2 separate regions of the Homo sapiens genome follow, and region 2 is linked to region 1. A link is a loop called in an ENCODE intact Hi-C map of the cell type or tissue named here. Cell type or tissue: HepG2. All regions are shown on one strand. Links, peaks and the distances in the headings refer to the core of each region. The heading gives the core; the rest is flanking DNA.

Region 1 (15,803 bases), core at 4,172-12,171:
GGACCTGAGTTCTAGAAGCAAAGGAATCTGGCTGCTCAGGTTTCCCAGTATCCGCCAACTTCACGGGGGCAGGAAGGACAGAGTTAGGCAAGAGAGGAAGCTGGTCACCAGGTCTCCAGCTCAGCACCCCTGAGGTCCCTGCACCAGGGCCTGGCCGTCAGCAGGTCTCTAACCCTCTTCTCGGTGCGATTCATCTTTGTCAAAGTATAATTTTCAAAAGTACAATTTTCAAATTTTTCAAAATTTTACAGTGCAATAAAATCATAAGTTATCTTTTTTACTGGATAGGAAGCATTTTGCATCTTCACAAGATAAAAGTCTGACTCTTATGCAAAATAGAGATTTTATTCAATATGTCAATTTATGAGGAAACTTGTAAGATGGTAAAACTTAGTCAAACAGCATTTGAAGAACTGGTTATTTATAGATAATTAGACAATTTCTTTTTTTTTTTTTTAATGCAGGGTCTTTCTGTGCTGCCCAGGCTGAAGTGCCATGGTGTGATGACAGCTCACTGCAGCCTCAATCTCCCAGGCTCAAGCTATATTCCCATCTCAGCCTCCCAAGTAGCTGGGACCACAGGCATGCACCAGCACCCCCAGCTAATTTTTCTTACTTTCAGTAGAGATGGAGTCTCGCTACGTTGCCCAGGCTGATCTTGAACTCCTGAGCTCAAGCGATCCTCCTGCCTCAGCCTCCCAAAGTGCTGGATTACATGTGTGAGCCACCATGCCCGGCAAGAATTTTTTTTTAAGTGTCAGAATAAAATTACTAAATTAGACACCGAACTGATTAATGTTTTACAGTGCAATAAAATCATGAGTTTTTGTTTTTGTTTTTTACTGAATGGAAAGCATTTGCATCTTCACAAAATAAAAGTCTGCAGGTCACCATGTGATTTCACAATCCCACATGGCTCTAATCTATAATAAATAGCAAACAATGATTCGTTCTCCTGGAAAATTAAACGGTCCTTGCGTGGACTTGTGAAGCAGTGCACCAGACTGACATTGAAAGTGCATACAGTCCTCCTCTTGGCCTTTTTTTATGAGTTTTTGGATAACTTTCCTTAACACTTTCTTCTAGGTGCGGACGAGGGGCTCAATAAAAAGGCGCCCTCCCTCCAGGCGATTCCGAAGGTCACAGTCAGACTGTGGAGAACTTGGAGATTTCAGGGCGGTGGAGTCATCTCAGCAGAACGGTGCTAAGGAAGAGGATGGGGATGAAGTGTTGCCATCCAAGAGCAAGGCCCCAGGATCCCCTTTGTCCAGTGAGGGAGCAGCGGGAGAGGGAGTGAGAACCCTGGGACCTGCTGAAAAGCCTCCTCTGAGGAGGTCACCCAGCAGGACAGAGAAGCAGGAGGAGGACAGGGCCACAGAGGAAGCCAAGAACGGTGAAAAGGCCAGGCGGAGTTCAGAGGAGGTGGACGGCCAGCACCCGGCCCAAGAGGAGGTCCCGGAATCGCCCCAGACCTCTGGCCCAGAGGCAGAAAATAGGTGTGGGAGCCCCAGGGAGGAAAAGCCAGCTGGAGAGGAAGCAGAGATGGAAAAGGCTACAGAGGTGAAGGGGGAGAGGGTGCAAAATGAAGAGGTGGGACCTGAACATGACAGCCAAGAAACAAAGAAGCTGGAGGAGGGAGCTGCAGTGAAGGAGACCCCCCACAGTCCCCCTGGAGGAGTGAAGGGCGGAGATGTCCCCAAGCAGGAAAAAGGCAAGGAAAAACAACAGGAGGGGGCAGTGCTCGAGCCAGGCTGCAGCCCCCAGACCGGCCCTGCCCAGCTGGAGACCAGCAGTGAGGTCCAGAGCGAGCCAGCAGTCCCCAAGCCGGAGGTAGGTGGCCTGGCTCGTTCACATGCAGAAGGCAGTGCCAGGGCCAGTGTGTGCCTCTGTCACATGTCCTGTTCCGTACAGTCCCTTCATAAATCAGCTCGACATGCAGAAACAAAGGTGCCAGGCTCCTGCCTCGTGCCAACTTGTTGGAGAAAGGCTGTCGCTGAGGCTGAGGGGACAAAAGGACACAAAGAGGAAGTGTGTCTTCTGCTCTTGCCAACTTCTCGCTGACTTGGAGTTCTGGCAAGCTTCTGGGTGTGTGTGAGTGACCGAGCCTCGGCACGGCTCAGTAACTGAGGCCTGCAAGCATCTATGGAAGCCTGCTGAGTGCAGGAGCCTGGGCATGCTGCTGCAGGGGATCCAGAGATGAAAAAGAAAGGGGAGCTCCTTTCTAAAAATCATCTCAGTTTAGCACATGAGACCAGCAACTCTTTCATGTGCATGAACAAGGTGGAATAGGGCAGTGGACAGGGGGCATTCCCAGGGAAGCCCAAAGTGCAAGTGTAGCAGAAACAATTTGTGTGTGGATGGGACAAAAAGCTGGGGATGCTTCAGGGCCAAGGTAGTATTTGAGTTGGCCCTCAGAGAAAGAAGCTGCATGTGATGTTGGGACGTTCACTCTCTCTCAGGGATTGGGCATCTGCTGCACATGAGGAGGACGGGGTGACTCAGTCCCTGCCCTCCTGCCTGGGCCTGCATTTACTGGCCCTTTCCTCTACACCTGTCTGCTCCCCACCAGCTCCCAGGAAGCCCATCTTGAGCTCACCTATCTATGCTTTAAGAGCAGAACCAGCTCTGCAGAGTCCCTAACAATCTCATCAAGTCAGTCACCCACAATTGTTTCACCCGTCGCTTTTGTTAGTGCATTCATTCATTCATGCGTTCATTTACTCACACCACTATCAGCTTCCTGCTACAGTAGCCTCTTTGTTTGTTTGTTTGTTTGTTTTTTGTTTTTGTTTTTGTTTTTGTTTTGAGAAGGAGTCTCGCTGTGTCGCCCAGGCTGGAGTGCAGTGGCGGGATCTCGGCTCACTGCAAGCTCCGCCTCCCGAGTTCACGCCATTCTCCTGCCTCAGCCTCCCGAGTAGCTGGGACCACAGGCGCCCGCCACCACGCCCGGCTAATTTTTTGTATTTTTAGTGGAGACGGGTTTCACCGTGTTAGCCAGGATGATCTCGATCTCCTGACCTCATGATCCACCTGCCTCGGCCTCCCAAAGTGCTGGGATTACAGGCGTGAGCCACCGCGCCCGGCCTTACAGTAGTTCTGGCTTCCTGCTTCCACTTTTTTTTCCCCCTGCGTATATAATCCATTCTCTGGACAGCAACCAGCAGGTTTGGTTTGTTTTTTAGATCAACTGCTCTTTGCTAAAATTATTCGCCTCTTGTATCAGGGTCGCCATAAAAAATTACCACAAACTTGGTGGCTCAAAACAATAGAAATATACTTTCTTACAGCTCTACAGTTCAGACCTTCAAAATTAAGTTGTTGGCTGGGTTGGTCTCCTCTAGCAGTTCTGGGGGAGAATCTGTTCCTCTCCCTTAAGTTCTGGCAGCTGCCTGCAACCCTTGGAATTCTCCCTTGCCTCCTCTGGCTCCTGGTGGCTGCTGCAATTCATGGCATCTCTTGGCATCTAGATGCACCACTCCAGTCTCTGCCTCCATCTCCATCACACGGCCTTTCACTGTTACTGTGTGTCTCATAGTCCCCCTCCTCCCCCTTATAAAGATGTCAGTCATTAGATGTAGAGTCCACCCTAAATCCAGAATGATCTTGTCTTGAGATTCTTAGTTACATCTGCAAAGAACCTTTTTCCAAATAAGGTCAAATTCACAGGTACTATGGGTTTGGATTGGATGTACCCACCTCTCCCTGACTCTCCCCCTCACTGTGATCCAGCCATGCTGAGGTCTTTTTGTTCTTCCAATACAGCAAGCTCATTCCCACTTCAGAGCTCTATCCTTGCTGTCCCCTCTGTGTGGGACATTCCTTCTGATCCTTACAGGGCCGCTTCTTACCCACGGCTCAGAGCTCAGCTCAGATGGTCCCTTCTCACTGAGGCCTGTCTGTGCCACTCAGTCTAAGTGGACCTCCCTCCATCCCATCAGTTATTTTCTCCCACGATTCTACTTTTATCATAGAACACATCACTATTTGAAATTCTCCTGTGTATTTTTTAATTGTATTTCTCTACTCCTTTTCCTCACTGCATCTCCAGCACCTGCTACAGAACCTGGAACATAGTAGGTTCTTTAAAAAAATCTTTGTTGAGTGAATGAATGGATTTTAAAAGAAGACAGAAAATTGTCTGACCCAAAAGAAATAATCTCTAATGATAGAAGTACAGGTAGAAGAGGAACTGATGTGTTTAGGGGATCTCCTGGGGCCCTCACGTTATTCTCACTCACGCTAGATCAGGGAGAAAAATGTGTGAGTCCCAAAGACTCATAAAGTATGACTGAGACCCCTGGGTTAAGTTGTTAGGCAGAGGTGCTCCAGATTTCTTTAACATCTTCCATTCCAGTGCCAGGCGTGGTGGCTCACACCTGTAATCCCAGCACTTTGGGAGGCTGAGGCGGGTGGATCACAAGGTCAGGAGATCGAGACCATCCTGGCTAACACAGTGAAACCCCGTCTCTACTAAAAATACAAAAAAAAATTAGCCAGGCGTGGTTGTGGGCGCCTGTGGTCCCAGCTACTTAGGAGGCTGAGGCAGGAGAATGGCGTGAACCTGGGAGGCGGAGCTTGCAGTGAGCGGAAATCGCGCCACTGCACTCCAGCCTAGGTGACAGAGCAAGATTCCGTCTCAAAAAAAAAAAAAAAGCACAACAACAACAAAAAAACTTTCCATTCTAAGTAAGCAATCTTTACATTTAGGATTTTCTGGAACTGAGAGATTCCACCAGGTCTAGAGAAGGCAAATACATGCCCCAATCTGTTAGTCCTTTTTGAGGATGAAGTCACTGGGTCCAAGTAGTCACCTGCCAGTGGTTGCTACATCTTATTTTCAGGTTAGGAGACACCTGCCTTGCCAAGAGACCTCCCCATCTCACTGACAGCATCTTCCAATCCTGAAGGGTTGAAAAGTCACTTTGGTTGAAAAGCTAGTAGGGAAGAGGGCTGCTTCAGGGAGGTCTCAGGTAGAAGAAGTCTTCCTGCGGGAACTCCAGGAGCTCTGGGGCAGGCTCACTGGTAATCTCTCAAGCCTTGCCACTTCCGTATTCCCAACAGAGCCTTGGGCAGGGGAAGAGAATGCCCAGCAACCTCAAGAGCACTCTCCTCCCAAATAGGCAGCTCAGATGGAGAAAGAGTAGCTCCACTTCCATCTCTGAATGGAATGAGAGGAATGCTTTTCCTCTCGGTCATCTCTGAGATGCCAAACTTTGACGCCACTTAACCCAATTGCCTAGTTTCTTTCTTTCTTTCTTTCTTTCTTTCTTTCTTTCTTTCTTTCTTTCTTTCTTTCTTTCTTTCTTTTTTTTAGATGGAGTGTTGCTCTGTCACCCAGGCTGGAGTGCAGTGGCACAATCTCAGCTCACTGCAAACTCTGCCTCCCAGGTTCAAGTAATTCTCCTGCCTCAGCCTCCCAAGTAGCTGGGATTACAAGCCCGCACCACCATGCCAGGCTATTTTTTGTATTTTTAGTAGAGACAAGGTTTCACCATATTGGCCAGGCTGGTCTTACACTCCTGACCTCAAGTGATCTGCCCACCTCAGCCTCCCAAAGTGCTGGCATTACAGGAGGGAGCCACTATGCCCAGCCTAGTTTAGAGAGAGAAAGAAACCAAGGCTCCAAGAGAGGACAGGAGTTGTCCATGGTCACAGAGCTCAGTCAATGTTGACATATTAGGCACCTGCCCAATCATCAGAATAAACTGCTTACAAAGTACCTGTGCACGTGTGCATAATTTGTTTAATCTGGAAGAGGGCACTGTCTCCAGTCCTCCCTGTTCCTCTTAAACCAGGTCAAGGTCAGAATCAAAATGCCTGAGTCACTAGTGCAAAAGGAACCATCAGTAAGAACAATTACAAGGTTGACCCCTTGAGTTATGGGCTTCCTCAGGCACCCATGTCTGTCCCAGGTCTTTCCTGGATCCCCCAGAGGCAGCACACACCTCTAAGCAGTTTTCTAACCCCCTAACCTAATTCCCATCTTGTTCCTCTGTCGGTAGAAATAGATTGATCAGACAAACTAATTATGGTTGCATTCATGCAATCAGCATTTAACAAGCACCCGTTATCCCTACCACTATGTGAGATACTGGGAGTCAAAAGTGAAGAAGACAGAGGCATAAACAAATAACGACAAGGCAGTAGAATAAATGGGATTCTGCCCTAGAAGGGTGCTATGTGAAGCACAAAGGCTGGAGCAATTTGTTCTTCGAGAGAAAACAGGGGAAAGTTCCATAAGTGCGCCAAAGGCATCAGACGTGTGAAAGCACTATAAAGGGTCACCTTACTGTTAGGTTGCCCCTCACAAGTGTTTTAACATATCGTACTGAAAGAAGGAGTCATCCTGGGGATTTCAATCATAGGCAAGCTGGACGTATCAAGTCACTGCACTTAGGATTCTGTTTATAAGGAAAAGTCGCCCTGAAAAGAGGGCACAGAATCAGATACAACTCTAATACTTAAAATAAATTTAGCAAGTGTTATCTGGGCGTGGTGGCTCACACCTGTAATCACAGCACTTTGGGAGGCTGAGGCGGGCAGATCACTTGAGGTCAGGAGTTCAAGATCAGCCTGGCCAACATGGTGAAACCCTGTCTCTACTAAAAATACAAAAATTAGCCAGGGGTGGTGGCGTGTGCCTGTAATCCCAGCTATGCAGGAGGCTGAGGCAGGAGAATCGCTTGAACCCAGGAGGTGGAGGTTGCAGTGACCTGAGATCGAGCCACTTCACTCTGGCCTGGGTGACAGAGACTCCGTCTAAAAATAAATAAAATAAATACATAAATACATAAATACATAAATAAAAATTTATCAAGTGTTTCTCAAACACTCATTATGTATCCAGTATTGTGTAGGGCACTCAGCTATGCCAGAGACTAACTTACCCAAACAAAGACATTCGAAATATTTGGATATCAAATCTGAGACTTTGCTGTATTAACAATAAGTGCCGACTTCCTAATTGCCTGATTCAATTGCTTTCCAAGTCATTCCCCTTGGTTTCTCAACATTTGATTTGAAATTCTTTTCTCCCTGAGCTGATGAAATACATCCTTCTCTTGAGAATCCCCTACCTTTGTAACTTTGTAGTGTTAACATTGTTCTTTCTTTCTTCTCCCTCCTGGTTAACTGGCAGGTCAACAGACTCAGTTCTTGGCCCTATTTCTTCTCAGTTCTTTTGGGGACACACTCCCTGCATTCCCACCTCAATCATCCCTCAGACACATTAACTGTCCTTGCCAGAGATCCCTCTGTCTCTCCTCCTTTTCCCCTTTCCCACCCACCGCTCCTCCTTGACCCTCCTCAGCCCCGAGCATGACCAGCGCTTTGTGGGAGCTCAATCAATAATGGAATTGTGACCAGGCACAGTGCCTCACACCTGTGATCCCAGTATTTTAGGAGGCCGAGGCATGAGGATCGCTGGAGCCCAGGAGCTGGAGACCAGCCTGGGCAACATGGCACAACCCCATCTCTATGATGATACCAGTGCTAGCCTTTCTTTTCTATCTCTACAATCACAACTCATTCCTAACAGAATTCCTGGTTTCCAGACTCACCCTACACATCAGTGACAAATGCCTCTTCCTATAAATACCATAGGTTGTCTGCTCTCCTATCCCAAACCCTTTGATACTGCCCACTGGAAAATGGAGTTCATGCTCCTCCATGGGCTGGGCTTTGCCACATGCCTAACCTTCACTGTCTCCATGCTCCCCAATAGTGGGGCCGGGGCTCCAGCCAGCCTGCACCCTCCACCATTCTGCATTAGGCAAGGCATCTCCTCACCCACTCCCACAGCCTCTTTGCCCAAATGCCTGCACTGCCAGCTGAAATTGCCTGCAGCCCACTTTAACCCAGCCCTCACTGGTACCTGGAAGTCCTCTCACCACACCTCTATCTTCCCCTCCACAAGCCTTTTCTGATTGCTCTGAGGACAAATGCCCCCCTGCTCAGTATAATCCACTAGGATGGTCCACATCACACCCCACCTTGTACTGTGGTTACATTCCCAAATGTTTCCATTTCTCAGCAAAAGAACTGATGGGGACGAGGCTGGAGTCCTGGTACAGCTCCTAGCACAGAAGGATCTCAAAGTAATACCTTCGGAATGACTGTTGAATAAATAGCTACTTTACTGTCCTTTTACTCAAGTATTGGTCTTTTATTTTCAACTCTTTCTGTCCTTTTTCCATTTATATGCTGCCTAAGAATCTTGAGCAGTGTTTCAGGAGAGCACATTGAATGGGAATGAGTGAATAGGTAAGAGGCCAAGATAGAGGGAACTCAGGCATCAAGGGTGGGCAGGGTCACTTAGTACTGGACAACTCAAGCTCTGATCCCTGGGTTAAAATCCTGACTTCACCACTTACTAGCTGTGTGACCTAGGGGAAATAACCTCTCTGTGCCTTCATTGCCTCACCTATGATAGAGTTAATAAAAGTAACTACCTCATATTGCTTTTGTGAGGATTAAATAAGTCAATGCATAAAAAAAACTAAGTTGGGCACATAGCATTCTTATGACTATCATTCTTACTATTACTCCTACTGTTACTATTATTGCCAGATCCATCATCCCCAAGGAGGGATGCTGAGTGTCAGGATTTCCTCACCATTTTCCTAATTAATTCTTTCCTCCCCTGTTCACAGGATGACACTCCTGTCCAGGACACTAAAATGTGAAGAACAGCTCATTGTGCCCCAGTGATGAAGTTGCTGGACACATCTCTTTGCAGGTAGCAGCAACAGTTGTAGCAGCAGCAGACGAAGCCATTGCAGAGGCAGAATATGCTGAGTGTCTGGAGTCAGCCTGAAGACACAGGGTGGATTATTTCCTGGCCTCCACACCAAACGTTCCCTTGCAGATGGAGACTGAATCTGAGGGCAGCAGACTTTTATCAGCTTGAGTTTATGTCATTTGATGGACTTGGTTCAACAACAAGAACTTACTTAAAACAATGTACTGTGGTGATGAGTCCCAGGGGCACTGGTCAGCCTGTGGAGCCCTGGATGCTATCCACACCCACCTATCCCTGCAGCTAATTTAGCTGATCTCTAATTTAACTGAGCTCTAATTTAGCTGATCAGATTTTGCTTGGGTAAAGTTCCTTTTTAATGTTCTAAAGTGTTTACGGTTCTCAAATATCAGTTAAAAACTAATTTTAGGTGGCCATAAACATAAAATAGAAACCCTGTAAGTTACAGAAGACCCTAAATTGTATCAAAACCCTAGAGACAACTTTTCAATTTGATCCAAATTTGAACTGGCCAACCAGTCTTTAAAACACTGGACTAGAAGAGATAATGATTGAAACATTTAAAAAAAAAAAGTGCTCCATTCGCAGGAGCTTTTCCTGTCCTGTGGTTTTCCAGTTGGTGACCACCATGGGAGGTCGCTGGCTCGGCTCACTCCCTTCTCCCACCCTTGAGAATGTGGAGAACTCCCATGGAGAGGCAGAATGGCAGGAGGTTTCATGTCCCGCGTTGCATCTCCTCCTGAAAGAAAAGCAGTGATACCTGAATAATGCTGGCTCTCCGATTGATCCTGTGAGGATGAATTTGCATTTCCAGAATCCTTGAGCATGGATTAGATGTTTCCTGGGAGGTGCCTTGAGTACCATTATGTGCAAGCTACATAATTAAAACATTTTTCTTAGTTTCCCTGGGAAGCTTTTCTTGACTCACAGCCCAGGTTCTTCTGCCCAACACAAAAGGAGTGAGTTGGGGTCTTTAGTCTCTTCTTATTGGGTAGCTCTTGCTTTAATATTCTGTTTGGTGAGTGTAAGGGATTCTGCAAGGGACAGGGGGCCTGACTACCCAGTCTTTGACTTGTATCCTCTCCCCTCTTCATACACTCCTGCTGAAAAATGTTAATCCAAATACACATTTAAACTTAGGGTCGGTCCTTATTCTGATTTGAGTATTTTAATGTCTCAGTGTGCTGATTTGGTAGTTGGAAGAATTATTCTTCTGGAGGTCTGTTAGACTACATCCTACACTGACTTCAGAAAACAGTCTGTCAGACAAAAAGGCCTTATGTCACCACTGGTACCTCAGTTTCCTCATCCCATTTACAGTTTTTCTAACTCCAGGGTAGTGTTTAGTGTTAATATTTGGGATATATTTTTTTTCAAAACTGTTTTTAAGTAGTTTGTAATTTGTAACAAACTTGTAACCTGGTTGGGACTGATATTGTCATAGCTATGATAAACTTTGGATATTAGCAGAATTTGGGAGATGTGTGTGTCAATTATTTTGAGATCTATAAACTTGTCTGTCTATCTATCTAGCTGGCTAGCTTGCTATCAATCTAGCTACCATCCATTTATTGACAGAGAAGTCTACCCCTAAACAATACTTGGTTTTATTTATATATGTCTTTGGGTTGTTTATACACATGCACTATCTGGGCAAGTACTTTGTGAATATGTGCATGATTGTGAATGTGTGATGAAAAGGGCCACTTTACTTGAGGAAGGCATGGAACAGAAAGTATGGGGTTTAGATATGAAAAATGAAACTGCATTTTTCTTCTGGAGGGTCTAAACATAGTAGCAGACGAGAGAGGGGCAGTAAAAATGACAAGAATGTGACATTGCGGCACCATGCTTGTGGGCATCAGAATACCTTTCTATCCCCCAAGTCTCCTGTTAGTCACATTATTTGGTGTATTTTGTGAAAAAAATAGAGGCCCCATTCCCAGGGCTTGTTCATTAATAAAGGGGGCTCTTGGCAGGGAACTCATGAAGTACAGGGACTGATTTTTGTTGGTGCTGCAGCCCCACTGCTTAAAACTCTCCTTTCTCAAAGCAACCATGATCAGGTGTTTTATTTGCATGGTTGATACTGGAACTTCTAAATTTGGGATTAAAGAAATTCATCTGTGTCTTAGGTAGCACAAAGTTATTAACAGGCCAGGAAGACCTTGTTTCTTTCAGGCTTCCATAATGGGTTTGAAAGAAAACACGGATTCTTCTACAGCAACAGAGTTAAAGAAATAGTCATAGTCATTCTTCCACGATCTTTGTAGTCTAGCTTGAATTTCAAACTGTGTCCTTCCTTACTCCAGAGAGGGAGCAAGAAAAAAAACCTGGATGCTTTGAAGGGATCTGCCACTATTTAAAAGGGGATTAGGATTCTGTTTCAGCTGCATGTGGAACTAGGTAAGCTTCAGTGGCCTCAGAACTCCAGGCCCCTCACGGAGATCACCCTGAACAATGCCCAGTTTTTCATGCAGGTTTTGTCCTATGACCAGTTAACTACATGTTCAATAAATAAATGTCAAAGAAATAAATGCGTGAAAAGGCAACCAGTTCATCATCTTATGATTAGGTTTTCTTGATTAGGGATGTGTTTAGTACAGCTGAATGAACAAGTTCACCCAGCTGCTGGTGACAGAAACCCAACTCAAACTAGCTGATGAAAAACAGAACTATACAGATCAATGAATCTCTCCCCCTTTTTCAGCCTCATAGAACTGAAAAAAACAAACCTAAATACAGTCACCCAAGTGATGTCAGGAATCTCTCATGGTATTGGTCTCTGCTTTCCCTCGTATTGGCCATATTCTTTTTTTTTTCTTTTTTAAAAACTTATTTAATTAGTTTTCCTTAATAGTTGCAGCCAAGGCTGTCTCTTTTTTCTCTTCTTTTCTCTTCTTTTTTTTTGAATGAGACAGAGTCTCGCGCTGTCACTCAGGCTGGAGTGCAGTGGCACAATCACAGTTCACTGCAACCTCTGCCTCCTGCATTCAAGCGATTCTCGTGCCTCAGCCTCCCAAGTACTGCAGTTACTTTTGCACCAACCTAATAGCTCGGATTACAAGTATGCACCACCATGCCCAGCTAATTTTTGTATTTTTTAGTAGAGACCAGGTTTCACTATGTTGGCCAGGCTGGTCTCAAACTCCTGGCCTCTAGTGATCTGCCTGCCTCGGTCTCCCAAAGTGGGATTACAGGCATGAACCACCACGTCCAGCCAGTCATTTTCTTAAGTAGGTTCTTCCCAGCCTGCAAACCCAGTGAAAGGGCTTATTCTTTCACCATTACTGTGGGGAAAAAGTCCTGTAGAGGCTTTCCATAGGCCCTGTGTGACTCACGTGTCTATACCTGAATCAACTGTTACAACCAAGCAGATGCAGAGACTGCGTGCCCTCTCCTGGAGCTAGGAGCTAGGTGAGTCAATCCTGCACTTTCTCTACAAGGCTTGCAAAGGTGAGCAAGAAGATTCCCCAAAGTGAAATCAGGGTGCTGTTACCAAAAGAAGCTATGCTGGCAGGCAAAAAACAACAGCTGTTTCCCATAGGGCAAAACCTGAAACACCCAATTACTATCCCATTGTTTGCTTCAAAATTAAATTTTGTTTGACCCCAACTAGTTCTAGTCAAGTTTTTGCTCGATGGACCACGTGAAAAAAGGATAAACAATGTCTCTATATAATGCATGATCAGGTGGTTTATGAAGATGTCAAGAGCACTGAACAAAATCCAAATGCTCACATAAAATGGGATTAGGTTTCATAAGCCACCCAAGAAAATCAGTCTCATTATTTTATGTAATAATGTATTACTGTGCCCAGAGCTAACCTGTAGCTCTAGGGGAGTACAATGTGTTTGTATTATTCTTCATTGTACACAGTGCCTCAGACATAGTAGGTATTCAATAAATATTTGTTAAATCATGAATGACTGAATTGATTTCAGAGCTGAGATGGGATTATTTTCAACAGTCATCCCTGCTTAACACCTCTTTTATCTGACAGCAGACACCTGAAATGTCATCATTGGCTTCCTTCAATATGCAAATACTTCTGAGAGAGATCATTATTTGGAGCCTCCTTTGTCATTTACACCTTGGTGTGAGAAGTTTCTTGAGACCCTTCCCAGAGGGGGTTACAAAAGAGGAGCAAAGTGCACAAAATTCTAGGGTCAGGAGACACACTTTTCTGCCTTCCCAGTTTTGTTGGGGTAACCCAGGCTCCCCATGAGCCCTGTGCTGGATGTCCTGATCACAGTGGCTATGGATGCTGACAAGAGACCATTATTCCAGTTTTGCCCGCAAATCCCAGGAGAGCTGTGGGAATTCCAGCAAAGTCCCACTGTGGTCAAATGGGGCAGGAAACTGGTTCTTTGAGACTCCTCAGAGGAGGAAGAGATGATGAATGTATTACATGCCTCAGAGGGTAAAGGAAGCCAACAGTAAAACCACCCACATCCAAAACAGGAACTAAGAGATGTCTTACACATCCCCCTAATCCTGAAAAGCTGTGGGGCTTCTCCATGGGAGCTGAACACCCTCCGCCTGGAGCAGCCAGGAAGACACTATGAGGGAAGCAGGATGCCGAAGGAAGAGGTCAGAAAAGGCTAGGATTCTGGGCAGGCGCGGTGGCTCATGCCTGTAATCCTAGCACTTTGGGAGGCCAAAGCAGGTGGATAGCTTGAGGCTAGGAGTTCAAGACCAGCCAAGATGGTGAAGTCCCGTCTCTATTACAAATACAAAAATTAGCTGAGTCTGTTGGTGTGCCTGTAATCCCAGCTACTGGGGAGGCTGAGGCAGGAGAATCGCTTGAACCCGGGAGGTGGAGGCAGCAGTGAGCTGAGATCACGCCACTGTACTCCAGCCTGGGTGACAGAGTGAGACTCGGTCTCAATAAAAAAAAAAAAAAAAAAAAGGCTAGGATTCCCGCCCCCAAGTACTCCTGCAAGTAATATGACTCTAGTCCTTCATGATGTAGTTTTACATAGAAATTTAAGAAAGTGGCCAGGTGCAGTGGCTCACACCTGTAATCCCAGCACTTTGGGAGGCCAAGGTGGGTGGATCACCTGAGGTCAGGAGTTCGAGACCAGCCTGGCCAACACGGTGAAACCCCGTCTCTACTAAAAATACAAAAATTAGCTGAGCAGGGTGCCGCACACCTGTAATCCCAGCTACTCCGGGGGCTGAGGCAGGAGAATCGCTTGAACCTAGGAGGCGGAGGTTGCAGTGAGCCGAGATTGTGCCATTGCACTCCAGCCTGGGCGACAGAGTGAGACTGTGTCTCTAAAAAAAAAAAAAAAGAAAAGAAAGAAATTAGAGAAAGTTACTCTAACTTGGGTAAACCCCTAAGTCAGTTACCACACTTACCAGGTGCTTCTGTTTTAAAGAATGAGTGGACTGAATTGCACTTTAACCAGCATGCAGAAACAAAATTCTAGAATAATTATATGATTGGTACTCAAAGGATGGATATTGCCAAGACACAGATACTCATTCCCCCCCAAGAAAATAATAGCCTCTTCAAACAATAGGACCTCCAATACTAGTCACTGCTGTTTGACTATCTAAGGAAGCCACACATGCTAGACGGTGCCAGGCACATCCCCATCACAGTTGCACCTGGCCTCTCAGGAGTGATACAAACAGGCTTATTGACCACCTCTGGAAGCAGAAGGGATGGAGAAGCACAAAAGGGCCTGTTTTACATTGCTTCTAATTCTGTGTCTCCATTCTACCAAGAACAAAGAAATGCAGTTTCAAGACCCCTGTTTTCTTTGTGGCTTAAAAACGTTAATTATCCTAATTTTTTTCTCATTGTAAAAGCAATGCATCTTTATTTTAGAAAATTGGTGGAGGGGAAGAAAAAATTTTAAGAAGCAAACAAAAAAGTATTTTTAAGTCCACTATCTAGGGATAACTAATGTTACTATTTTATGGATATTCTTCTTTTTTTTTAGTGCATTATATACGTTTTGTTTTAATTCTTGGTTGGTGCAAAATTGGGATTTTACTATATCTAATTTTCTCTTTCTTTTTTGTAACATACTCTCATGAGCATGTCTTCATAAAGAATCACAAGTTTGATCATGAAAATGATACACTTTTGTGTTAACCAGAAACATCTGACCAGAACTAGGTCTGTATAAAACAGAGGGTAATAAGATGAACAGGTAATAAGACTCCTTGGTGAAAGTGAAGGTGTCCCAGCGGAGAGCAGTTCTTTCACAATCTACATCTGAGATTCATATTACCCCTCTGACCTCATGTACTCTCAGAACTTAAAAACAAGCAAAACCTTTTGAATGAAAAATGAAGAGGCTGAGGCAATTCCAAGAATTCATTAATAGTGATTCAATGAAGGGACTGCAAAATTCAGAGGGACACATGATCTAAACCTCATAAAAAGGATCACTGAGGGAAACCAAATAGAAATATGTTTAGTAAAATGTAGCTGAAGCTTTTGCTGGATATTGGACTAGAATCTGGAAAAAGACACAAATTTTCAGTCAGATCCAAGTTTCTGTTTAAATTGGAGGAAGGCTTGCTGTGCGTGACACAAGCCTACCAAGACAACTGCCATGGCCTTCTAGTCCATTAGTACATAACCCCACAAGCAGCAAACAAGGCTCAGCATATGAGCATGAGGCCAGTCTTGTGTGCCAAGTTAGCGAGAAGGTTCCTTGGAGTGGTGAACCCATGTAATTAATTGTATTCTTATTCCTAAGGACTGATCTTGCTAGACAGAGCCAAGTCTGCACCACCTAAGCCTAAATTGGGTAAGAATTCAGTAGCCAGCAAATCTTAGTTATTAAATAGTCACTGAATCCCCATTACAAGTGATTTAAATGCCCATTCACAGTTTCAATAATGTCATCCCAGAGTTATTCTAATCATCTCCTAATGGATTTACTAGTTTTCTAATTTCTTTTACTCCCTTTTATGCATCTGACCCCAAGTCAAAATTGTTATCATCAACAATACTTATTATCAGCATTCTCAAAAGCTTTGATGCCATCAAAACCCTTAAATGAAATTAAAAGATCAAATC
Region 2 (15,803 bases), core at 3,680-11,679, 620 kb before region 1:
GAGAACTTTCCAGGCAGAGGCTAAGCAAGGGTCAGGCAGGGAGGCAGGAGTCAGCTTAGTCTACGCACAAGGAACAGCAAGGGAGATTGTGTAGTGGGAGGGAAGTGAGTGAGGAGGAGAGATGAAATGGAAAAGTTGTGGGGGTGGGGGTGGTCTCAGATTGCATAGAGCAATGTAGCCCTTATTTAGGACTTTGTATTTTGCTCTGAATGAAGTGAAAATGCCCTGGAGAGATTTAAGCAGAGAAAATATATTTGACTTACTTTTTTTTTTTTTTTTTTTTGAGAGAGAGTCTCGCTCTGTTGCCAGGCTGGAGTGCAGTGGCTCGATCTTGAATTGCCTCCTCCCGCCAGGTTCAAGTGATTCTCCTGCCTCAGCCTCCCGAGTAGCTGGGATTACAGGCATGCACCACCACGCCCAGCTAATTTTGTATTTTTAGTAGAGATGGGGTTTCACCATGTTGGCCAGGCTGGTCTTGAACTCCTGACCTCAGGTGATCCACCCACCTCAGCCTCCCAAAGTGCTGGGATTACAGGCATGAGCCACCATGCCTGGCCTGACATACATTGTTAAAAGATCATTCTGGCAAATGTGGGGTGAACAGATAGAAGTGGGGTGGGGAACAAGAATGGAAGCAAGGAAATCAGGCAAGAGTTGGCTCAATAGTCCAGATGAGGGCTAATGTCTTAGACACAGGTGATTGTGGGGAGGTGGTGAGAAGTGATCCAAATTGGAATGTATTTAGAAGGTAGGGCCAATGGGATTTGACTGCAGGCTACATTTGGCGTGTTAGAGGAAAACAGGAGTCAGGAATAGACAGAAGGATTTGGCCTCAGCAACTGGAAGAATGGAGTTGTCGTTTACTGAAATGACAACAGTTAAGGAAGGAGGAAGTTTCAGGGGGCAGATCAGGAGTTTGTTTGAGGACTTGCAAAGTTTGAGATGCTCCTTAGACACCCTGGTGGAGGTGGCAATGAGGCAGTTATGTAAGTCTGGAGTGCCACAGAGGCACGGAATGGAGACACAACTTTGGGAGTCACCGGCTCTCCATCAGTTAAGGTCAGAGGATGTTGAGGATCACTAAGGAAGTGCATGAAGACAGGAAAGACATGTGGGACTGAACCCTGGGACACTCCAGTGCTTCATGATGGAGGAAATTAGGAGGAATCAGTAAGGGAGAAGTAGGAAAATCTGGCTAGGGAGACAGGAAGAGAACCAAGAGCAGGAAAAGTTTCTTGAAAGCAAAGGAGGTCAGCTACTCAAATGCTGCTGACATGTTCAACCAGGGACCTGAGGGCAGAGAGATGGTCATTGGATGTGGCCACATGGAGGTGGCCTTGGCATTAGTGGATGCAGTGGGGTGGTGGGGATGGAGCCTGAAAGGAGTGAGTTCAAGAGCTGATGGGACAAGAGGAAGCAGACAGTGTTTGCTGGAAAGGGAAGAGAGCAGGGAGACTGTAGCAGCTAAAGGAGGCTATAGGGTCAAGAGGAGTTTACGCCCTTTTTCCCAAAATATGTGTATGATGATTTAAAAAATAATACTTTTACACTGTTTGTTGATGATGAGAATGAGCCAAGAGAGAATGGGGACAGAAATGATGTCCTTGTAGGGCAAATGGGGCTGGGGGTACGGTGTTATGGGAGGACAGGCCTTAGAAGAGATGCCGGGCTGTCTACCCACTGTAACAGGATGTGGCTAAAGGTGCAAGTGGGCTGGTAGATTTGGTGGTAGAAGGGTGAGCAAGTTCTTACTGAATGTTCCCATGATGAGGCTGCAGCATAAAGAAGGAAAATGTCCTGCTGAAGACCGTCCCCCCGCCCAGCTGGGAAGACTCCACTATCCAGGCAAATTCCAGCTGGATTAACACACTTCTCTTTCAAAATGCAAATCGCTCCTGGGAAACAGGGAAGCATTCGGGTTGTTCATACTTCATTAAGCAGTATTTCATAAGGTGAAAGTCAGCCACCCTCCTGGAATGGGCACTGTACAGTGAGGGCCATGTGAGCTCCTGGGGTGAGTTTATAATATCCGGGAGTATTGGATATTGGGAATGAGAGACAGGAAGATGTCAAAAAAACAGGTTTCCCCTCTTTGGCATTTGCATATTTTCCTCATGGTGATGCCAGTGCCAGAAGCCCCTGAAAATTTGTTCAAATGTTGGCTTCCCAAGTCACTGATGCTGCTCCAGAAGGTGATTCCAAAGTGGCCAAGACTTATCAAATGACCCTCCATGTGACTGGTGTCTTTCCACCACCTTCGTCTATCAGAAAACATTTGCTGGCAGGGCGCAGTGGCTCGTGCCTGTAATCCCAGCACTTTGGGAGGCCGAGGTGGATGGATCACCTGAGGTCAGGAGTTCAAGACCAGCCTGGCCAACATGGTAAAACCCTGCCTCTACTAAAAATACAAAAAATTAGCGACTGTGGTGGTGCATGCCTGTAGTCCCAGCTACTCAGGAGGCTGAGGCAGGAGAATCACTTGAAGCTGGGAGGTAGAGGCTGCAGTGAGCTGAGATTGCACCACTGCACTCCAACCTGGGCAACAGAGCAAGACTCCATTTCCAAAAAAAAAAAAAGAGAAGAAAACACATTAGTCATCATTACTAACAAGTCACCCTTCATCAGAAGGTTACTTGCTTCAATGGAGCCCTCCAGTGCCGTCTGCCCAGCTCCCAGCTATAGCAGACAGCCCATCTAGATATCATTTCTCATATGCCTGGTGTAGTCATGGCAACTGCCACTGATCTTTACTTCACCTCTTCTGTCCTTGCCTGGACCAGGGCATTTTCCCTGGAGCGCTGTCCTCACGGTGACCACTCTTGGGCCTCTCCATGAACTTTACACTGATTCTGTTCTTGTCTATCACCCTGGCCACACACTACACATTAAGGGACTTCTGCCACTGGCAGAACCTAAATGGCCCATGCACAGTTGGTCCCCAAAACTCAAGCAAATTCTATCTGATAGTAACAATTCTCACTCTCAAATCAAAGAGAACCAACCCACTAAGTCATTCCTTTAGACAATGGAGTGTCTAATTACCTGCTCACTCAAGATTAAAGGAATGTTAAGTCAACCATCAATGGATGAAAAATGAGTCACTCTATTGAGTTAATCATTCTCAATTCCCTGTTAATCTCATGTTATTTTAATTACATCTCAATGGTACAGGCACCATACAGGTATTTTACAGATATTCTCTCATTTATTTTCATACTCTCTTTAATGATAGACATTTGTATTTTCCCTATTTTACTGGTGACATAATTGAGGTTCCAAAAGGTTAAACCCTTTGCTCTATCTAGATATGACAGCTTGACAGCTAACAAATGGCAGAGCTGCTGGCAAGTCCTTCAGATAGAGGCAGCCCTGGTGAGGGTATAGGGCTGCTGCCCAACAGTCAGGGAAAAGTGCTAATTTTTGCCTGCAGGGACAGGAGGATGGTGTTTTCCTTGGCTGTCAACAGAACCTATTTCCTATTTTGTTCCTTGACCACATCACACCCCTCAATCTTGTCACAGAAACTCTTCTGCTTTCTTCAGTCAACCAACAAGTATTTAATATGTGCCTAGCATATAAAACCAGCCCCCTGCTCTACTCAGGGAGATAAGATAGATGCCCACAAAGTCATCTTCTTACCCTGGCAAATTAATGGACATAGACTAGCTTCACACATACACTTAGATCCTCTTAACCAAATGCTAAGTACAGTATTTGCTTATAGAAGAGAACTCAGTGTGACCTTTATGTAGGAAAAGAACTAGGGCTGGCAACTGCATAGAAACAACACCCACTATTCTCTAGCACCTCACAGTTCTCAGGAGCCTCACATCCTTGTGAGAGGCGAGACTCTGCCAAATGGAATGGCCGAATTGGCTGTATTCAGATTCTCTGAACATCCCCTTCCAAGGAGGGCAATATACTCCCATCAACCACTCCTACCACTCGTTCATTCTGTCTCCCAACTCTCCCTTTCTTCTGGTTCAGAAACATCCCTTCGATACTTTAATCCCGGAGCGTGTACCGCTCTGTATCGCACAACTTCTCCATGGCCATTTCAGGAGGCAGCATGGCATAGAATTTGAATGCACAGATTCTAGAACTAGAATGCCCCTGTTGGAACTCTGGTTCCTTTCTTTACTATACATATAACCATGAGCAGTTTACTTAAGACCTCTGTGCCACACAGTTTTCCTTTGAGAAACGGGCCGTGTGAGAATTAAGTGACATGAAATGGGTACTTTGTTTAGAATAGTTCCTAACTCATAATCAATAAATGATAGTTACTATTACATATATTTTTCATATTGAGCCACTTCTGCTTCCTTGTCTCATACTCTGTTGTGGAGGTGCATCCTTGGTAGAAGTTAATCACAAGAGGCAGCACTCACCATCACCATGGGTGAGCTGTCAAAAAAGAATAGTAATTGCTAATGATTATAACTAAAGAATAGATCAATTTTAGAGATCATTATAACAGAGAGTTAAAATCCATTTGATGTTATTAGACCTGTGAAGGAAGAAATAGAAATGAATGAATAAGAAAGAGCTCATAAAGAAAAAAACCAGCTGGGCGTGGTGGCTCACTCCTGTAATCCCAGCACTTTGGGAGGCTAAGGCGGGCGGATTGCCTGAGCTCAGGAATTCGAGACCAGCCTGAGTAACAAGGTGAAACCCTGTCTCTACTAAACTACAAAAATTAGCCAGGTGTGGCAGCATGCACCTGTAGTTACAAAAACTCAGGAGACTGAGGGAGGAGAATTGCTTTAACCCAGGAGGTGGAGGTTGCAGTGAGCCGAGATCACACCACAGCCTGGGCGACAGAGCGAGACTCCGTCTCCAAAAAAAAAAAAAAAAAGAAAAAAAAGAAAACTTGCACAAATGTGGAAAATGTGGAGCACTCTTTCAATGTTCTTTGTAAACCTGAGAAGCATCTTAAAAAGCTCATCCTGTGCCCTGAGGCACACTTACATTTTCCATAATTTGAGACGAGAAGTTATTCCGTGTTTAAGAACTTTATGCCAACAGCCATCTTGGGAATCCTTCATAGCTAGCCTAAATCCTTTCCACCCATTCAGTCAATATCCTCTTGTTCTGACATTACTGGCAATGAAGACATCTGGCTGGACTTTTTAATAATTCGCCATTGTAGCTTTAGAGGCTTCTGATGTTTGCAATCACCAGCTTTTTCACCTCCATCTGGAATAAATCCAGTTTCTTTTACTTTTTTCCACAGGCTTTATCCTTATTAGCACTGCATCCCTCATTTTCTCTCCTGGGGGTCTTTGCATCCGTACTCAGTGAATGAGACCAAAGCACCAGGTAGGACATCTAAGCTGGGATTAGGAAGTTGAGAAGTGAAGCTCATTTTTAGAGTCTTCCAGCTACCTCACTTTCCGCTTCCTTGTATAGGTTGGCATTGAATATCAGGTCTCCAGTTGCCCAGAGCCCACCCTCCTCCCAGTAGCTGTGGCTCTCCCATCCAGTCACTCCCTTTGCCCTGTGCCCGTCATGCTCTAGACATTTTCTTTCTTCCATCCTCTCTCCCCTACTCTCCTTGTCAAGGCTGAGCTCTTCTGATGCTCAAGAAGAGCATCCATCGGATAAGCTAATTTACTGTAAGGTGTTACTAACTAATAATGTATCAATGTGTTAACCTCCAGGGGTATACAGGTTAGAAGTGCAAGCGCCTTTACCTGCAAGGAAGGAATCATAACAATCTCTTGCATGATAGCACATGCATTGTCCTAAAGAAGATGCCCCAACCTTCCCAAGAAGAATTGATAACTCTGTCCTTTGTGTCACCTACTACCCATGGCTTCCTGCCTCCTAGTGCTTCTCTCTCATAAAACTTTATTACACAATACAGCAGCATGGCCAAGAGCACAAACATTGCAGCCAAACTATCCGGGTTGGCATCCTCTTTCTTACTTTTCCTAACTGTGTAACCTTAGGCAACTGAATTAACTTCTCTGGGCTTCAGTTTCTTCAACTGTGAAGTGAGCATCATCATATTATCCAACTCCAGGTTGTGAGAGGGTTGAATGACTTCACATAAAGTGCATATCCTTTACCCTGGGACATAAAGGACTCTACAGGCAATCTAGGTTGTCATGTCTCTCTCCTCTGCTGCCCTGTGTTTTCTTCATCTTCATATCCCTAGAGCTCGGCAAAGTGCCTAACATGTAAAAGGTCTCAATACGTGTTTTTTGACAGCAAATGAATGAATTATAGAGAACTTAAGCTTACAGGATGGGTAGGATTTAAAACCAGAGAAACTTGGTGGAAGAACCTATTCAATGAATTGCTGGAAATTGACCAAAAGTAAAATAAAGGACCAAAGGAGCCCCAGAGATGAGAAGTGGAGTCTGCAAGATACCTCAGCTGGAAATGGGAGAGGTCATTTCCCCTCCCTAAGGGGGTCCATATGGAGAGCCAGCCTGAGGTCTCGATGATTGCTTGTAAAAAATTAAGGTTTATTAAGAAGATAATAAACGGTCTCTTGAGAACTAAATGGAAAATAATACGTTGGAGGATAATGAAATGCTTGATGGAACCGGTGGCTTGAGGCATACATAGCACATTATGTGAGCCCTTGGGAAACTGGCAGTAATGCCTCCACTTGGGAAAATCTATTTGCTCAGAGAAACCACGTTCTTAGGGAGGAGATTCTGGAGGCCAGAAAGGACCCAGCCAGCCCCAGGACCAAGTACCATGTGCTGGTGTTGAGAAAGTGCTGGTCTCTAGGGAGAAGAAGGCAGTTCACACACGCAGGTTGGTTTGTCCTTCCTCTATGGGCAGGGAGGCTCTCAAACTGGCAGCTGAGAGAGGAGAGATTGAGAGGCAGGGAGGGAGGTGGTTTAGGACTCAATAAATGTTGAACCGTTCATTCAACATGATTCTTTATGCATCTATAAATTCAGATCAATCCAATAAAATTCTACCAATGTCCTAGTTTAGTGCAAGGCACCAGAAAAATGATCAGAGGTGTGTTCACACGCCATCTTGGAAGCCCCACCAGGACCACCCCAGCCCTTCCTGCTGCCTGGCTTTCCCGAGCCACTTCGGGCAGATGTATCCCAGGTACATGTAGTTCTCGTGTTGATATGGGCTGTGCATCAGGCTCCTTCCCTCAACAGATGGCAGGCTCCCTGGGGCAGCGTCTGAGTCTCAGGCTTCTCTTATATCCACCACTTGCCGGCTTTACCTGCCAGGTGTCTACACTGAGCTGGGTCCTAATAAGGCCTTGTTGATTGAGTGGTATGTGGCACAATCCCTGCTCAGGAAGCAGTCAGAGGTTACTGTCAGCCAGCATCCTAATAGAGCCCAATTAAGTGTTAAAGTGGAAGTGTTAAGGGAGTGAGGTGTGTAGGGGAGGAGCTGAGTTAAAACCAGGAAAAGAGATTTAATGGGAAGGCTTATTGAGGAGGTAGAACCCGAGGGATTCAATTCACGGTGTTGGACTGCATATATAAGGGAATAAAGCAGGATGCAAAACTGTGCATACAACAGTGTCCCAGTCCTACACAATCACAGACAGAGAGAGAGAGAGAATATTTCTAGAAGAAAATACACCAAAATACAGTATTAATAACAGTTACCTGTGGATTCTGAGATCGTGGGGCAATCTGAGATTTCTTCTATGTGTACTTTTATTTCCCAAATGCTCTGCAACAAACATACAGCCCTCTTTTAACAATAAAGCCAACTAGGAGGTGAAAAAGTAGAGACAGTGAGGGCAGCCTATTTTGTCAGGAGCTCACCTAACACTGGAAGATGAGAAAGCTGAGACCAGAGGGGCACAGAGGATCCTGAGCAGATTTCTTTAGCCCCTTTGGGATTGAAGAAGGAGAAATGGAGGTGGGTTTGTAGGTTATAGGGAAGGTGCTGCCAGCAAGGAAGAGTCTGAAAGTGCAGCAGACACCAGATGGAGCAAGACCTTAGCCTGGGAGGGGACCCGAGAGGAGGGGAAGGGCCAGGGCACAGTTGGAAAGCCAGCTTTGCTCACGGCAAGTGTCACCTGTTCCCCAAATGCAGATGGAGATACATTGGTGGACACGTGCAGGGCGTGAGCTCTAGCCAACAGATATACGTTTTATGCTCCTCTCCCAGTGAACTTTGTGACGGCCCTAATGGGAAGCGTCTGTCTGTCGCCATGTTCTGCCCATGCCTGGTGTTTATGGCATCCCTGACTCACCAGGGCAGAAAATGAGGAAGCAGTCCAAAGGTCACTGGGTAGGAGAGGAGAGGGAAACACCTCAGGAAGGAGGCGGGTTCCAAGCTTGACGGTTGGTGCCCCAGGCAGAAAGGGGACAGGGTGATCTGGGAACAGAGACAAGCCCCACAGAGCAGGCAGAGAGAAGACGATGGAGGGCAAAACCTGAGTGCTGCCAACCCGGGGTGGCTTGAGGGGCAACTGAACTTCCCCCCAAGTCCACTATGTCCTCCACCAGCTCTTGCAATACTGAAACTTCCACCATTGACAGAAGGCACAGAAGCTCCTGCTAAAATGCAGGTGATGTCTGAGAGGCAGGGAAGACACACTAAGTGACTTTCTCTAAGTCACTTTAACCTGTGGAGTAATCCATCTCCCTAACTAGCTAGTGCCCCTTATCTATCAAACCCAGGAAAGGAATGTGAGACAGGAACATTTTGAGAGAAGCAAGTGAGATTAGGAACACAGAGGTTGGAGACAAGCAGGGGCAGCCTGGAGGAGGAAGAAAAGCAGGAAAGGCAGGATAGGAAATGGTGAAGCCAGTCAGCCTGCTGCTAGGGGAGGTTCAGAAGGGTCGGCACCCATTCACTAACACCTATCCAGCAAACGGCTGCTGGGTGCCTGTGTCCTGGGCACTATGCCAGACTCTGGGGATACAACGTGGGGCAGGGACAGATGCAGTTGCTGCTCTCACGGCGTTCACTGTTCCAGGGAAGTCAGATGGTAATAAATAAATAATCATAGAAATAAATGTAAAACCACCATAGTAACGAGTGTCATGCATATGATGGGAGGATATAACAGAGAGGGTGCCCTGAGGAAGGGCCTTTTGAGCTGAGATTGAAATATAAGCAGGAGTGAACCTTGAGAAAATAGGAGAAGAGATGTGAGGGAAGGGCATCATGCAGAGGTCAGGGGGTGGCAGAAGGCGAGGCATGTTCCAGAAACTAACACAAACCAGTGTGTAGCTATGGCACCAGGGAGGTTTCTTGGGGGTGTATGATTCCCCATATGATATCCTTTAGCCTCCCACTGTCAATCCAAATAAACTTGTCCAAATACAGGACAAGTAAAAACAGCATCCTTGTCTCATCCAAGTAGTTGAGGACAAATCCTGCTATCCACCCTTTCAGCCAGATTGCCTGCCCCCACCAAGATCCTCTTACAAGCAACTCAAATCACACCATACATGGCCAGTGCAGCCAGAAATGTGGGCTGGGCCTGGCGCTTATCGGCCATGACAACGATTTGAGTCTTTATCCTAATAGTCATGGGAAGTTATGGAAGGGCTTTAAGCAGAGGTGGTGACATGGTCATGATTTTATTTTACAAGATCATTCTGGCTCCAGGGTGGACAGCAGTTAGGAGAAGGGCAAACAGGCTCAGGAGACAAGTGAGGCAGCTGTGGCAGTAGCTTAGGAGAGGCAGTGTGGAGCATGAGGTGGCAGAGGAAATGGAGAAAAACGGGCAGATTGAAGAAATGCTGGAGAGCTAAAATCATCACACAAAGTGATGATCTGAATTTGTAGGTGGGGGATAAAGAGATCAAGGGTGATGTGGCGGTTTTAAAATGTGGTCCCCAAATTCTTTTAAACTGCTCTCAACAAAAGGTGTTCTTATTCTCTCCTTTGAGTTGGGTTCTGTGACTGCTTCTCAATAGACTATGGCAGAAGTGATGCTGGGTCAGTTTCTGGGCTTTGCCCTAAGAAACTAGCAGCTTTAACTTCTTGTCTCTTTAGATGTTTACTCTTGAATCCAGCCATCATGTTATGAGGAGGCACAAGCTTGTCTGTGGAGAGGCCCCTGGAGAGAGGAATTAGACTATATACCAGCTTGTTAGCCAGTGAGTGCACCACCTTGGAAGTGGGTCTTCCAATGCCGGTTAAGCCAACCCAGCATAAAGCATAAAGCAAAGACAAGCTGTCCCTGCCAAACACCATCCAAATTGCTAATTTAAGAGGAAAATAAATGATTATTATTGTTTTAAGTCACTAAATGTTGGAGTGGTTTATTACACAGCAATAGAAAATGTAACAGATGACTGCTAGGTTTCTGGCTTTCATTCCTGAATGGACAGTTTGTCATTTATTGAGAGAGAGCTCACTGGGAAAGACCCAGGTTTGGGGAAAAAGATCATGAGTTTTGTTTTCAGTTTGAGAGTTTTCAGTGTTCCACAAATCTAAGTTGAGAAGTCATGTGGGCTGTTGGACTTGTGAGACAATAGCTCAGGAGAGATGTTGGGTTTGAAGACAGAAATTTATAAGTCAGCTGGGAATGGGTGGCAACTAAAGCTTTGGAGGTGGAGGTGGATGTAGAGTGACAATAGGAGAGCCTGGGACTGAGGGTGAGGGACTCTGACATTTCATGGCAGGACAGAGGAGAATGAGGCTGCTAAGGAGACATGGAAACATCAAGGCCAGAGATGTAGGAGGAGAACAAGGAGAGGAAGTCTCATGGGAACCAACAGGACAGAGTGTTTCAGAAATGCGGGAGAGATTAGCCAGGTCAAACACTGCCAGGATTACAAGTACATGCTGGGCCAGGCACACTTTCCCCAGGCTTCCTGGTGACCAGCATCACAATAGGCAGCATGGTTGTATTACCAAAAAGCCCTGAGAGGGGACTCTGGTGGGCAAAGGCAAGATGAGGATCACACCTGTGCCCATGAACCAATTCTTCCCTATGGCCTTGCTTCTCAGACTCTGGTCCCTGGACCAGGAGTATCATCCCCTGGGAGCTCATTAGAAATGCAGAATCTCAGGCCCTACCCTGGACATACCGAATCATCTGCATTTTAACAAGATCCCCAGATGACTTGTATGCACACTAATGTGGGAGAATGCATACCATTGAGCCCCCTAAATTGAGGGAATTGGACAGTAACCGGAGAAGCAGCTGGATGATGCAAAACTGAGCTAAAAGTCACATGCAGTGTATTAGAGGCAACTGTTCATTAAACCAACTTTTCCTTAAGTTCCAATTCGTCTCTACACCTAGACTGCACATCAGAATCACCTGAGTAACTTTTCAAAAACCAGAGAGAAACCCAGATCCTTCCCCTCTGGATTCTGACTCAGAAGGTATGGGGGAGACTGGGCATCTGTATTTTCACTTCCCAGGTGACTCTGATGGGCAACCAGGGTTGAGAGCCACTGGCCTAAACTATTAGTCTTCCTCTTTTGAACACCTAACCTTCTTAGACCGACCATTCATAACATCTTTTCTCCATTGAGGCTGGGACTGAGACTAGAGTAGGACATTTTAATCCTGATTGCGTCTCTGACAGGGAGGCAATGTGATTCATTCCAGGTGCATGAGCTCTTCCTACAAGCACTGGCTTCTGACTTGTGCTCAGGTGCCAGCAGGTGGGGCCCAGGCCCCAGCGGGGAGCCAGGCTAATTTAGGATTGGAATGGCAACAGGACCCAGGGCCACAGAGCAGATGGTGGGCGGGCCGCTTATCTTGCAGTTGCATTTGCGGGCTGACACCACCCCGGCTCTGGCCCAAATACTACCCTCTTGAGGTCCAGGGTCTCATCAGAAGTGCACATCTGAGGCTAAGCCCCTAAACCACATATCTTAGGCTAGGCCACTGCACAGAGCTTAGACATGTGACACTGGGCTCAGATAGGCCATCGTGATAGGGCAGACCCCAGGGACCAACCCACACCTGTGTGATCCACACGAACATGGCACTTCAGAGCAGACAAGTGTAGGGCACCACATTTAGGAAAAATCTTCCTGCTGGGATTGTGCCTCTAACAAAGATGCCAGGGAAGGGTTCTAAAATGGCACAATCAGCCTCAAAATGTCAGCAACTTGCAAACTTGGTTCCCTTCAAAAACTCTTCATGGATCAAGCACCTGTGGGTTTTCTGAAACTTTTTTATATGGGGGGAGAAAAAACATTTTTTTCTAGAGAGAAGAAAGCTTTTACACCTTTCCCAGGTTAAAGTTCTCCTGAGTTTTTCTCATTTAACTTAGAAAAACAAGGAAGCTTCCTCTCATTCTAGGAAGGTGGGGTGTGTAAGTAAGTGTGTGTGTGTGTGTGAGAGATTGGGTCTTCAAAGGTTTCACTGGCTCTGAGCAGAGCTGTTCAGTGACTTTTGTCTCCTGGAGCTTGCCTCTTTATGCATCCCTTTTCATGCAGCGGCACATTGCAGCACATCAAATCTTTCATGAAGTCTGGTGGCTGAAAAAAAATCCTGGAATGGAAGTGCCTTGATTTTGTGCACACATTGGAGCATTTTCTCTAACAGCCTTGTGGAGGGGGCAGCGCATGGCGGCTTTTTTGGTGATAACTTAGGGTTCATCCACAGTGACCTCTGACTCCCTTTCTTGGCACGTGTCTGCCATCTCAGAGCTCTCGGATAATTGGTCACCAAAGTCTACTAATTTTCTGTAACTTACATTCCCCCACAGTAATAATAATAACTGCACTCATAACTGGCATTTATTGAGTTGTTATTATGTGTCAAGTCCTCTTCTAAGATTTTTACATGTGCAAACTCATTTAGTACCTATAATAGCCCTGTTGGGGCACAGTGTGAATTTTACACCCCTCCATTTCAGACTAGAAGACTGTGCAAGAAGACTTTAGCAAAGTGAAGCCATTTGCCCACACCATAGTCAGTTAAGAGGCACTGGGGTCAGCCCCCTTTGGTCCCCTGGGATGGCAGTGGAGTGTTAGGAGGGACGGGTGGAACATTTCCCAGGCATGGAGGTCTGTTTTGTCACTGACTCTGTTTAGAATTGTCAGCACATGATAATCATAAAAAGCAGACCAACGGTGGCTCACACCTGTAATCCCAGCACTTTGGGAGGCTGAGGCGGGCTTATTGCGAGGTCAAGAGTTCAAGACCAGTCTGGCCAGCATGGTGAAACCCTGTCTCTACTAAAAATACAAAAAATTAGCTGGGCATGGTGGTGCATGCCTGTAATCCCAGCTACTAGGGAGGCTGAGGCAGGAGAATTTCTTGAACCTGGGAGGCGGAGGTTGCAGTGAGCTGAGATCACACCACTGCACTCCAGCCTGAGCAAGCCAGACTCTGTCTCACACACACACACACACACACAAAGCAGACCAACTTTTAGTCGGTTTTATGATTGCTTTTAAACTCCCTACTTTAAAAGCACGGCCTTGCGTTTGTGCCCCCTGCATGGAACCTTATGAATAGCTTCTGCTTCCTCCAACACCACTTGAGTCTTGAGGCCCATTCATCAGTGCAGTGCTTCCCTGCCCAGGTCTTAGCAGAATCAATTCCTCGGAAAGGTCAGATGGGAAGAGAAAGAAGAGAAAAGCCCAGTAAGTCCTCTGGAACCCAAGTCAAGCTCCACCTCCTCCAGGAAGCCTTTCCTAATGTCCCTGCTCCTAACTGGGTCTCCCTTACCTGCGCAAAGGAAGAGGTGGTATCCTCTCATGAGGCATGGTGGGGAGGGCCGCCTGGTTGCTTTTGGTCGACCTTTGAAGGTCTTCCTTGCTCACCTGCAGTGGCAATGGCTATTTCACTATTTGGTAAACTCTGTTTATATACCTCAAGTCGACCACCAAGCCTGGCTTCTCCTGCCCCACTGCTCTGGCCCCTTCTTCCTCTTAATGTAAGATATGGAGGAAGAAAAGTTGGTGGGCACGTGATTCTGTGCTGGGCAGGCTGTGGTGGGAGGGATGGGGCGGAGGTAGAAGACACTTCATCAGTGTGTCTGAAAACATGCCCAAGACTCGTTCTGCTGGGTGAGTTCCCCAGGGGTCACTTGCCTTCTCATAGGAAGAAGCAAAATGTCCTGCTCCAGGCAATTCAGAGTTACGGCCACTTTTCCCTCCAAGCTGGGTGAGCATCTTGTTTTAAGATCGTTTTTCTAAGCCAAAATTTCTTATTTTTATTCATGCATGGGTCGCAGCCAGTCTACAAGTGTGGGGATATGTGTTGGGGGTTGGGGTGGTGCAGGCATGGAGGAGCTTCTGGCTTACCAGGAGAAGATGGGAGAATCACTGGCCCAGCCAGGGAAGGATGGGTATTTCCTTCAGCCTCCCTCTCTCAGGCCCTGGAGCATCCTCCCTGCCTGAATCTGATGGCTGAGATAGGCCCACTTATGACTAATCATTCCAGACTCCTCACTTCTATGGCACCTGCACAAACTATGTGCTCAGTAAAGAGTTGTTTGGATAAAGGAATGAGCCAACCAGTCCATCTTGGTGGATGATGAGGGGCTTTCTGCCTTCAGTCAGATGAACTTGAGCCAGCCTGAGAGAATGATCTTACCCAGATCTTCCTCCAAACCGTGTGATCCAGCCCTTCCCCAGCAGCAGGCTGCCCTTCCCTCGAGAGCCCCAAGGCCAGGTGTTGAGAGAAAAGCATGTCTAGGGCCTGGGAGAACCAGAATGAGCTGTAGGCCCCGTGGCCCGGGGCTTTCCTGTGTATGCTAAAAAGTGAGCTCTAAACCAGTCTCCTGGTTTCCACTTCCCCAGGCTTGGTGCTCCTGAGTTTCCTGGTATAGCTCTTCTCCTCCCCGTTGCAGCTGGATCCTGGAAGCCCTCAACAGTGTCTGAATTGCAAGGTGATGGCCAAATACACTAAACCAAAGATATTCCTAAACTTTGCCAAACCCTGCGTCTCTCAACTTCCTTCTCTCCATTCTATTTCCTTCCAATGCCCAGCAAAATGGTTGGTACCTTAATGCCAAGACTTTCATTCTAACCCTTAGACACTCCATAGGTCCCCACAGAACACTGTGCTATTAAGCACTTGATGTGGATTCAACCATATACTCATGAATGTCTGATTTTGTTCTGGGAGGTTTCCCTCCCAGAGGGAAATGCTCAGAGTCCCAGAATTTTCAATGACCAGGGTCCCAGAAGTGGCAAGGAGCTTTGGCCTTTGGAAAAGACCCATCTAGTTTGTTGTTTGTTTTTAGGGTTTGAATCTTCTCTTGCTCTGTGAATGATACGGGATAAGTTGCATTGTCTCTTCTGCCTCAGTTTCCTGTCTCTTTCTCTGGTTTTAACACAAACGTTAATATACTAGATAATGAACATATCTAGATCCACACATCCTGGATTTTCTAGGACAACTCCGATTTCAAATACTTTGTCCACATTGTCAAATCCTGTGTCTGATCCTATAATCTAATTTGGGATAAGAAAATATGGTCTTGAGAGTACTTTGAATTCTTCATTTCAGCAGTGGGCTAGAATGTTATTTACTAATATGTAAATAAAAACCATTCTGATTCTGGGCACTGGTCCGGAATGTGTAATTCTGGCCCAGCAGGAACGCAGCTGTGTTGCTGGAGGCCCTTCCTGGGAAGGCTCTGACAGAGCCTCTCCTTCAGCCCTAGGTCCCCATGTCTCACCCACCCCTGGGCACTGGAGAGAAAAGGGGCCTACTCACCTGCACAGAGTGTCCACAACACAGGCCACATCTTCCCCACCATGGTCTTGCTTCTTCTCTGCCCTAAACCTAACCTGTCACTGGCAGCCTCCAGACAGGTCTGAGCTGTCTGGTTAAAGCTACAGCAGCTTCTGGCCTGGCCCAACTGGAGGTCCCTGCAATTTTCCCTCTTCTCACCCACCTCTGCCCAGCCTCAGCTGGA

Evidence for each region. Peaks named below come from ENCODE experiments on the same cell type or tissue, not always from the same donor. Only the 100,000 strongest peaks of a DNase experiment are listed, where the experiment ranks them.
Region 2: a loop joins it to region 1, with 6 times the contacts of the local background. A loop is called at or near these places in 2 of 110 quality-filtered maps.

The regions. Positions count from the first base shown.
Region 1 is chr1:167,696,013-167,711,815 of GRCh38, forward strand. It overlaps RCSD1 (RCSD domain containing 1), which reads left to right. Exons shown (of 7, transcript NM_052862.4): 6 at 1,087-1,830; 7 at 8,652-12,684. The coding sequence ends at 8,684. Among named protein-coding and RNA genes, the nearest start is that of TRP-CGG1-1, 11 kb to the right of the region's middle. RefSeq lists enhancers at 1,614-2,296, 11,136-11,335 and a silencer at 9,260-9,554. In HepG2, for the core only: no CTCF peak of the experiment used is centred there; no DNase peak of the experiment used is centred there; H3K27me3 peaks cover 2,892 bases.
Region 2 is chr1:167,074,644-167,090,446 of GRCh38, forward strand. GPA33 (glycoprotein A33) reads right to left here and starts at 15,734. Exons shown (of 7, transcript NM_005814.3): 1 at 15,602-15,734. The coding sequence starts at 15,644. It overlaps LOC124904451 (a long non-coding RNA gene), which reads left to right and starts at 13,957. Exons shown (of 3, transcript XR_007066717.1): 1 at 13,957-14,041; 2 at 14,680-14,768. RefSeq lists enhancers at 11,645-12,144, 15,760-15,803. In HepG2, for the core only: no CTCF peak of the experiment used is centred there; a DNase peak (open chromatin) is centred at 8,188; H3K27me3 peaks cover 2,052 bases.